Regions from separate parts of the Mus musculus genome. Here region 2 is linked to region 1. The links are chromatin loops, found by intact Hi-C in ENCODE. Cell type or tissue: left cerebral cortex. All regions are shown on one strand.

Region 1 (5,000 bases):
TGTTTGCTAGGCCCCAGCATAGTCTCACAAGAGACAGCTACATCTGGGTCCTTTCGATAGAATCTTGCTAGTATATGCAATGGTGTCAGCGTTTGGATGCTGATTATGGGGTGGATCCCTGGATATGGCAGTCTCTACATGGTCCATCCTTTCATCTCAGCTCCAAACTCCAAAGTCTCTGTAACTCCTTCCATGGGTGTTTTGTTCCCAATTCTAAGGAGGGGCATAGTGTCCACACTTCAGTCTTCATTCTTCTTGAGTTTCATGTGTTTAGCAAATTGTATCTTATATCTTGGGTATCCTAGGTTTGGGGCTAATATCCACTTATCAGTGAGTACATATTGTGTGAGTTCCTTTGTGAATGTGTTACCTCACTCAGGATGATGCCCTCCAGGTCCATCCATTTGCATAGGAATTTCATAAATTCATTCTTTTTAATAGCTGAGTAGTACTCCATTGTGTAGATGTACCACATTTTCTGTATCTATTCCTCTGTTGAGGGGCATCTGGGTTCTTTCCATCTTCTGGCTATTATAAATAAGGCTGCTATGAACATAGTGGAGCATGTGTCCTTCTTACCAGTTGGGGCATCTTCTGGATATATGCCCAGGAGAGGTATTGCTGGATCCTCCGGTAGTACTATGTCCAATTTTCTGAGGAACCGCCAGACTGATTTCCAGAGTGGCTGTACAAGCCCGCAATCCCACCAACAATGGAGGAGTGTTCCTCTTTCTCCACATCCACGCCAGCATCTGCTGTCACCTGAATTTTGATCTTAGCCATTCTGACTGGTGTGAGGTGGAATCTCAGGGTTGTTTTGATTTGCAATTCCCTGATGATCAAGGATGTCGAACATTTTTTCAGGTGCTTCTCTGCCATTCGGTATTCCTCAAGTGAGAATTCTTTGTTCAGTTCTGAGCCCCATTTTTTAATGGGGTTATTTGATTTTCTGAAGTCCACCTTCTTGAGTTCTTTATATATGTTGGATATTAGTCCCCTATCTGATTTAGGATAGGTAAAGATCCTTTCCCAATTTGTTGGTGGTCTTTTGTCTTATTGACGGTGTCTTTTGCCTTGCAGAAACTTTGGAGTTTCATTAGGTCCCATTTGTCAATTCTCGATCTTACAGCACAAGCCATTGCTGTTCTGTTCAGGAATTTTTCCCCTGTGCCCATATCTTCAAGGCTTTTCCCCACTTTCTCCTCTATAAGTTTCAGTGTCTCTGGTTTTATGTGAAGTTCCTTGATCCACTTAGATTTGACCTTAGTACAAGGAGATAAGTATGGATCGATTCGCATTCTTCTACACGATAACAACCAGTTGTGCCAGCACCAACTGTTGAAAATGTTACAGCTGGATCTTGTGGAGGCATTTCCTCAACTGAAGCTCCTTTCTCTGTGATAACTCCAGCGTGTGTCAAGTTGACACAAAACTAGTCAGTACACAAATCATGCTTTTGCTAAGGTATAAATGGTCATTCAGAGAGCACAATCCTAAAGATGATGTGTACTTTAAGATACCTCTGGATTTTTGTTTTTATGCCTGCAACAGGGATTAAGGATGCTCACATAGCCAATGGCTGTTGTGAATAGATGAAAAGAAGGCATGAGAGTGAGATATGTGTCTGAAACTGTAGTTTAAAAAATGCCTCAAATTTCATGTATAAAAGAAAGGGATAGTATATCGATATTTGAATAGTTTTCACAATTCTACTAGGCTATGTTTCATTCATAATAACTCATGCTTGGGCAGCATACAATGAAGAGACAAGTCTGAAGGCTCCCAGCTTATCAGCATCAGAGCTAGTACCTAAGTTGTAGCATTGCTCTCAAAATATATATGCTCCAAATTGATCAGTTCTGGTCAGAAGAGTATTTAGGGGTAGATGTTATCTTCCTAACTTGGACTTTGAATTACAAGCAGAATTTCAGTAGATGGCAATAGAGAAAAGGCACATTTTGAGCAAAAGGAGATAACATTGACAAAATTGAAAGAATAATTTTTATGCATAAAGGTAATACTTAGAAAAAATTTAGGTTGAATCACGAAATTCCTAAAAATCCAGAAGTGACTTAAGTTCGCTTTACTAAAACATAAAGATATCACATGGGTGAGAGATAGTAATTTATTTTCAAAAAACTTGTGGCCAATTCTCATTGACTACCTGTAGTTATGTCCTTACCAGCATGGCAGAGAAAAGTGGTTATTGTCCTTAATTTGTATGCATGCTTAGTATGAATTACACTCATTTTACCTACATATGGATGTGTTTGGTGCTCATTTGCCACATCCTATGGATGAAACTCAGAAGATAGCATGCAAAAGTCAGTTCTATTCTACCATCTGGACCTAGGAACTGAATTCAGGGCATTGGCTTAGAGACAGACACCTTTATTAATTGAGCCATTTTGCCAGCTGTGAGTTTAATTAAATGGACAAAGAACTAAAAATGTCCAAAGAAAGATGAAAAGAGGGTGATGAAAGAAAATTTTGACTTGTTTATTCCAATCAATGAAAAAAACTGTATCATGAAGCTGAATGTAAGAGAGTCTGCTATAAATAGAACTGAATGCAGAATATTTTAAGGTCAGCAGATGGGGCTCTAAGAGGTGAAAACTGCACAGAAATTCAGTTTAAGACATAAGAACATGTAATAAATTCAAAGAAATATAACCTATATCCATAATTCAGAGATAAATTTTCACTTTGTGGGTAAAGTACAGACTATGCAAAAAGCCAGTTCCCTCAAGAAGTAATTAGAGAATAAAGGGACTCTCAAAACACAGCAGGGAGAGCTGGGCTTATAGGAACAGAATTATAAGACCAGGATTTGGGCCTAGAAAAGAATGGCAAGCTAAGGAAAATGAGGAACTATGGGAGAAGGTATCCTGAAATTTGTTTAATGTCTTTAGCTTTGATAACAACCTCCTGCAAGTCACACAAGCTCTGTCTTATTTCCACACAGTACAATTGCTGTAATGATATCATAGAGGGCAGTATGCCACACCAAATCTGAAACTAGACTCCAGTTCAAATTCTAACTGCATACCTGCGTAAGAATTATCTCTCCCCAAATTCTTCATATGTAAATTGAAAATTGTTGTTCCAGTGGATGCAAGCCTAATACAGCAAAGCATTGGACAATGATAGAGTGCTACTATGATTCCAGGATTGGATATTCTGAGCTTTGGGGCTAATATCCACTTATCAGTGAGTGCACACCATGTATGTTCTGTTGTGATTGGGTATCCTCACACAGGATGATATTTTCTAGTTCCATCCACTTGCCTAAGAATTTCATGAAGCCATTGTCTTTAATAGCTGAGTAGTACTCAATTGTGTAAATGTACCACATTTTCTGTATCAATTTCTCTATTGAAGGACAGATGGGTTCTTTCCAGTTTCTGGCCATTATAAATAAGGCTGGATGAACATAGTACAGCATGCATCCTTGTTATAGTTTGAGGAATCTTTTGGGTATGTGCCCAGGAGTGGCATATTTGGGTCCTCGGGTAATACTATGTCCAATTTTCTGAGCAACTTACAAGATACAATTTGCAGACTACATGAAGGTCAAGAAGGAAGAAGACCAAAATGTGGGTGCTTCGGCCCTTCTTAGAAAGGAGAACAAAATACTCACGGGAGCAAATATAGAGATAAAGTGCAGAGCAAATACTGAAGGAAAGGCCATACAAAGATTGCCCCACCTGGGGACCCATCCCATATGCAGTCACCAAACCCAGACACTATTGTGGATGCCAAGAAGTGCTTGCTGAAAGGAGCCTAATATAGCTGTCTCTTGAGCTCTGCCAGATCCTGACAAGTACAAATGCAGATGCTATCAGCCAACCATTGGATTGAGCATGGGTTCCTCAATGGGGGAGTTAAAAAAAGGATGGAAGGAGATGAAGGGGTTGCAACCCCATAGAAAGAACAACAATATCAACCAACCATATCCTCCAGAGCTCCCAGGGACTAAGTCACCAACCAAGGAGTATGGATGGAGGGAACAACAGCTCTAGCCACCCATGGAGCAGAGGAAGGCCTTGTCAGGCATCAATGGGAGGAGAAGCCCTTGGTCTAGTGAAGGCTGAATGGATGCCCCAGTGTAGGGGATTTGAGGGCAGGGAGGTGGGAATGAGTGGGTGGGTAGGGGAACAACCTCATAGAAGCAGGGGGAGGGGATAGGGAATTTCTGGGGGGAGGCTCAGGACAGGGGATAACATTTGAAATATAAATAATAAATATCCAAATGGAAATGTTTAAAAAGAAAAATATGTAATCAATTAAAAAAAATTAAAAAGAAATAGATTCCAGGATTGGGCTGCTTTATTTTTCAAAAGAAAGAAGCATTTTAAATTTGAAAGATTGGTAAATTTGACTAAAAGGAATCATAATAGATACAGTAGAGAATTGGAATATCATAAAATGGAGGACAGATAACAACAGTTATGTGACAAAACATAAGATGCCAATATTTGTAATTCAACCTTTAAAAAGCTTACAAAATTTTAGCAATAGAGCATTCTGTAGGAAAGAATAAGCACACATTCATTACAGCTGTTTATAGATTGAGCAGAAAGGGAGGGAAAGCCAATTCTCCATGTGAGTAACAGACAATGTGTGCTCCATTACAGCTAGGATCTTACTATTTTGTAAACTATGTGCATTTATTATTGTAATTTAAATTTTAAAATTTATTATTATTATATGTGCATGCTATGAGTATTCGTGTGTGTGTGTGTGTGTGTGTGTGTGTGTGTGTGTGTGTGTGTGATGGTTTACATCCTATTATATGCATGTGGAAATCAAAAGGCAACTATTTGGAATTAGCCCTTTTCCACCCTTTTCATAGGTCCTGGGGCTCCAAGTCAGATCACCATGCTAGTGTTGCAAGGGCATTTACCCACTGATCTCACCAGCCCTCTATGGAAGTTATGAGAAGTACATATTTGTATATAAGCTATGAGTAGATAAATTCCTGAGTACAGTGTGCCTAG
Region 2 (5,000 bases), 340 kb after region 1:
TTAGTCAAGAAACTTAAAATACCCGAGATACAATTTGCAAAACACATGAAACTCAAGAAGAAGGAAGACCAAAGTGTGGATACTTCGTTCCTTCTTAGAATGGGGAACAAAATACCCATGGAAGGAGTTACAGAGACAAAGTTTAGAGCTAAGACGGAAGAAAGGACCATCCAGGGACTGCTGCCCCACTCAGGGATCCATCCCATAAACAACCACCAAACCCAGACACTATTGCATATACCAACAAGATTTTGCTGACAAGACCTTGATAGCTGCCTCCTGTGAGGCTATGCCAGTGCCTGGCAAATACAAAAGTAGATGCTTACAGTCATCTATTGGATGGAACACAGGGTCCCCAATGAAGGAGCTAGAGAAATACCCAAGGAACTGAAGGAGTCTGCAGCCCTGTAGGAGGAATAACAATATGTGCTAACCAGTACCCCCAGAGCTCATGCCTCTAGCTGCATATGTAGCAGAGGATGACCTAGTAGACCATCAATGGGAGGAGAGGCCCTTGATCTTTTGAAGACTCTATGCCCCAGTATAAGGGAAGGGCCAGGAAGTGCGAGTGTGTGGGTTGGGGTGCAGGGGGAGGGGGGAGGGTATAGAGGATTTTCAAAGAGGAAACTAGGAAAGGGGATAGCATTTGAAATGTAAATGATGAAAACATCTAATTAAAAAAAATGAAACACTGCCCTCTGTGTGTGTGTAGTTTTACCTTAATCAAGAATCCCTCAAAGAGAATATCTTGGTAAATATTGCAGACATCAAGAAAGAATTATACACAAAGTTTTTGGCACCTAACAATTTAATATCATCATGCCTTTTATTTTCAAGTAAGGTTTAGACCTGCTCATCCTAAGAATAGATTATCATTTCAATGATTTTAATAGTATGAGTCAAAGAACTTGATTAGCACCTCATAAAATTTTATAGCTTAATATCTAACCATATGTAGATGCATATTGAATAGCTAGTCTTAAAACTCTCTGGTCTAACTTTGTAAATTGTGAATTTTTAGATGTCAAGCATCTGCATGAAGTTTTCTGAGTATCATCTACATATAGTTAGAAGTAGTGTTGGAGACAGGAAAAGTTGGAGTTTAAAGACAAAAGAACATTTGCATTTCAGTAGTTCTATAATTCTGTGAAACCACTGACATCATCAATACACTTCATTGTATAAATACTGAAGGTTGCCAAGTTTCCTTCAAGGTTCATAAATAATAGTTGGGGGTGGGGGAGGTGTCCTGGGCCTTGTAGCCAAAACTTCTTCACTGTCACTTCTAGTGCTGTATTCACATTCCACCACAAAATGCCTTTTGTCTGGATATTTATGGCCCAAAGTGAGATTATAATCTAAAGAAAAAGGAGAAAGAAGGCATGTGGTTTAAAATATGATATTGTGGTGGCACTGAATTTTAGTTTTCGGTTTCAAAAGTTTTCTCCCATTGGAAAGAAAAACAATTTCTCCTACCTAATGGGAGGGCATCTTTTCGTTTATGAAGGCCAGAAGTTACTTGTAGCCAACTGTGACGCTGGATAGAATTTGAAATGTTTTGATAGGAGAGTGGATCATCAAGTTAGAGTAAGAAGTTCTGAGTTCTAATGCAGACAGTTCTAAGCTCAGAGGAGCTTTTTCTGTCTTTTTCATAAGGGTGGGCCCAACATACAGCTTTAGGAAAGAAGTGAAAGACTGTGAGAAAGAACATTGTAAGCAGTACTGAAAAGAACTGGAACCTTGCAAAGGATTTCTGTAATGGGGCATAAGCCGTGATGAGCTATTTTAATAGATTTTCAATTCCTATCTAATTTTTTTCACAGCATCTCCTCCAGCTGAGATATTGTAACTTACAGTGAGATGTTCACAGAACAAATCTGCGGGGGGGGGGGGGGAAGAGTTCAACAAAAGTTAGGTTTAAAAAAGTGTCCTTTCAACAAATTTTGTCATTTCTTTGCCACTTTCAGAAGAAGTTTTACACTGTTTCACAATGCTTTTTTTCTTAAAAATGTGGTTTTCCAAAATGCACTCCTTTCCTCTTCTTTGTGTAAATTAAGGGAAGTCTCCTTAAGAGGCCACCAACCTTTTCACCTTTTCCAGATAAAGCAGTAATCCTCTTCCATGACTATCTATAGATGAAGTCTCAGTCTCCAATCTCTTCCTAGACAATTCCTGGCAGCCTGGGGTGGGGGCAGGGTTCGATGTTTAACCTTGAAGACTTTTCGTATTCCAGATATAAGATACATGCCAGCACTTTTGGGAGTTCACCCAACTCCAAGTAGCATCTGAATGTCACAGTCCACTGGCATTGGAGAGAAAAGGGGGAGGCCCCTAGCCCTATCACTTCTAAATCACAGAAGAATCCCGGGATAGAAGGAATTCGGTTTCGTCTAGAAAGCAGGGGGTCTAAATATAGCACTAGTCTCATCACTATGCTTTTTAAAGCTTTTTGTACATGTCTGTATTTTTCTGTGTGTGCTTTCCGGTGAATATGTGTGGAGGAGCGAATGTTCCTGAGTTCGGGGCAGAAGGAGCAGGATTGTGAATAAATGAAAGGAAGTTGGGAAACACTTCTCATTTTTTGTACATCCCCTGAACAGCAATCTCAGACCAAAATGGAAAGGGGTCTTGAAAGCTGCCATTGACTCTCTATGGTAGTACTGAATAAGCCACTGGACTCAGAAGCAGACCTTTTCCTTGGGCAGCCTGCAACCTGCAGCCTGCAACGCAGGCAGGGAGGAAACCCCGAGGAGGCACTCCTGGCGGTCTCTTTGCTGAGGTAGCAGGAGCGGCAGCCTGCGGAGCCACGCGCAGCGTCACTGAACTGGTGCGGGAGCACCCAGCGCACAGGCCTGGAGCCGCGGTGCTGGCGGATTCCCGGCGCTGCAGAACACCGTGCCGCCAGCAGGAGCGCCCCGGGCTGGTGGGAGAACGCCGGGGGAGCCCGCGCTGCCCCGTGCGAGCCTGATGACACCTGCTTTGTGTACTCCAGGCAACTGAGGGACCTAGAGAGCTCAACTGGCTGTCTAAAAGCTGCGGGTGGTAACGGAACCAGAGAAAGCTAGAACATCTCATTTCTCCGCGGGACTGAGATCTTGCTCCTCCAAATTGCAGGGAGTCCAAGTAGAGGTCATAAGGGGCAAGCAAGGTAGTCCAAGAATGGCTGAGGTCTGGCAAGGTGGTGGTCATCCTCTCTGAGCCCTGGAAAATCTCCTTGACATTTTTCACACTTTGAAGCAGCTGCAGCTGGTGTCGTCGGAAAAGGGGGTGGGAGGAAAGAGAGGGGGCGGGGAGAGTGGGGAGTCACAGGCGCGAGCCAGGAGCAGCGCCTCGTCTGCCAATCCTGGCACCTGTGCGCCAAGCCGCGGCACCACGGAGGACCCCGTTCCGGGCCAACCCTGGGCTCCAAGCCACGGCCACCCAGCCTCTGGGCAAGCGCGACCTGCAGCCGCCCACCCAGGACCCCCGCCGCCACCCGCAACTGCGGGAGCGCAAGAGCCCAGCCAGTGCTTGCTGCGCCCCGGGCCACGGGGTCCCTCGCCTCTTCAGAGGCGTCGCGGCCAGCCGGGGCAGCAGCCGAGTTGGGTACACGATTCGCCCGCGCTGCCTTTCTCTTCTCCACCCAGGATTTATTGTCTGTGGAGCCTTCTGGGGGCGGGGAGGGAGCTGCGCCTCCGCCGCCGCCGCCGCCACTGCTGCTGCTACGGTCGCTAGCGCGGCGCTCTGGGCGGGCGGAGGCCGGGGACTGGCCGCAGTGGTGCTCCGGGCGGGCTCCCGGCTCCCCAGGGGCGCCTCTCCTCTCCTGCACCTGAAGGGCAGTGGCACCATGGTCTGACACCGCATCTGCCTGGAGTCCCCTCTGCCTTTGCTTCGGAGGACTCCCCTACTGGCTTCACTGCGGACCCCAGAGCACTTTAAGGAGTAACCCTCAGCAGCTGCAAGGCCTTCACTCCTTGGACCCTCATGGGTAGTTTCTGCTTCCGGCGATGTGAGTAGGGCATTGGGGGACCTCTGCCCACGGTCCAGGAGTGGGGATCTGGGAGGCTCAGGTGGCCCGGGTGCCTCAGCGTTGGGGCGGTTGCCGGTCTGTGGAATCCAGCGATAGCTGGACAAGTGCTTAGGAGCCCGGCGCTTTGGATGGTCAAGGGACTCTAAAGGGTTACATATTGCGAAAAGGAAAGGTGAGGAGCGAGTGCGGGGAACTGATGCTGGGACCACGGAGTCCTGAGAGATATGGCTTTCTGCATTTTTTTTTTTTTTTTGATCCTGGGGTATCCAGTCTGCTTTCCCCGTGGTGTGTGAGGGATGGAGCAAGTGTGATACACACACACACACACACACACACACTTGTGGCAGCACACACTTGTGCTTTATCTTGAAAGGTGTATTACTGTCTTGGTGTCTATAAAGGAATTATTGGGGTGTCACTGAGGGTGAAAAGAAAAGGGTGGGGTTTGGGGAGAAGAATGGGATGGGAAAGAAGGAAAGACTAAAGGACAGAAAGAAGTGGGAAGGGATGGGGCGAGTGCTTTCCTTGGAGTCTGAGAAGATGCTTGACTCTCTAAGCCAGGCAACTCCTTTGTGTTCTGTGAGAGAAGCTAGGGAATCTCACTGCTCCTGGTACAGCTCTGGGTCCCTTGGCATCCTCCGGGGTCTTTTGGGATTCAGGACATGCCTTGGATTGTATTTGAAAAAGGAGCTAAGACCGCCAATATTGGGGTAACTGTGACACTCTGCTTGCAGACAATTAGCTGGGCTACCAGAGATCTCCTATATCATCAAATTTAGAGTCAAGATGGGGGCGGGATGGGGGTGGGGGCTGCACAGATTGTCGTTAAAAACAGTGACTTCATAACCGAGATGGCTGCAAAATTGCTTCATTACACTACTTGGCCATCAGGGTTGGGGAGAGAAAAGATCCGCCTCCGCCCCCCACCCCCTTCTTGCTGGTTGCCCCTCCTCACCAAGGCACAAAGCAAGTGGCACCTCACCAGGCAGGG

The links. Hi-C counts contacts between places; a loop is a spot of excess contacts. Peaks named below come from ENCODE experiments on the same cell type or tissue, not always from the same donor. Only the 100,000 strongest peaks of a DNase experiment are listed, where the experiment ranks them.
Region 2: a loop joins it to region 1, with 2.3 times the contacts of the local background. A loop is called at or near these places in 3 of 42 quality-filtered maps.

Annotation. Positions count from the first base shown.
Region 1 is chr3:158,897,254-158,902,253 of GRCm38, reverse strand. No RefSeq gene overlaps it. Among named protein-coding and RNA genes, the nearest start is that of Gm20752, 180 kb to the left of the region's middle. In left cerebral cortex, no CTCF peak of the experiment used is centred here; DNase peaks (open chromatin) are centred at 2,612, 2,701 and 2,845.
Region 2 is chr3:158,560,094-158,565,093 of GRCm38, reverse strand. It overlaps Lrrc7 (leucine rich repeat containing 7), which reads left to right and starts at 3,333. Exons shown (of 28, transcript NM_001081358.3): 1 at 3,333-3,988. In left cerebral cortex, CTCF peaks have their summits at 2,895 and 4,864; DNase peaks (open chromatin) are centred at 3,278, 3,608, 4,028, 4,626 and 2 more places; H3K4me3 peaks cover 2,781 bases; H3K27ac peaks cover 2,869 bases.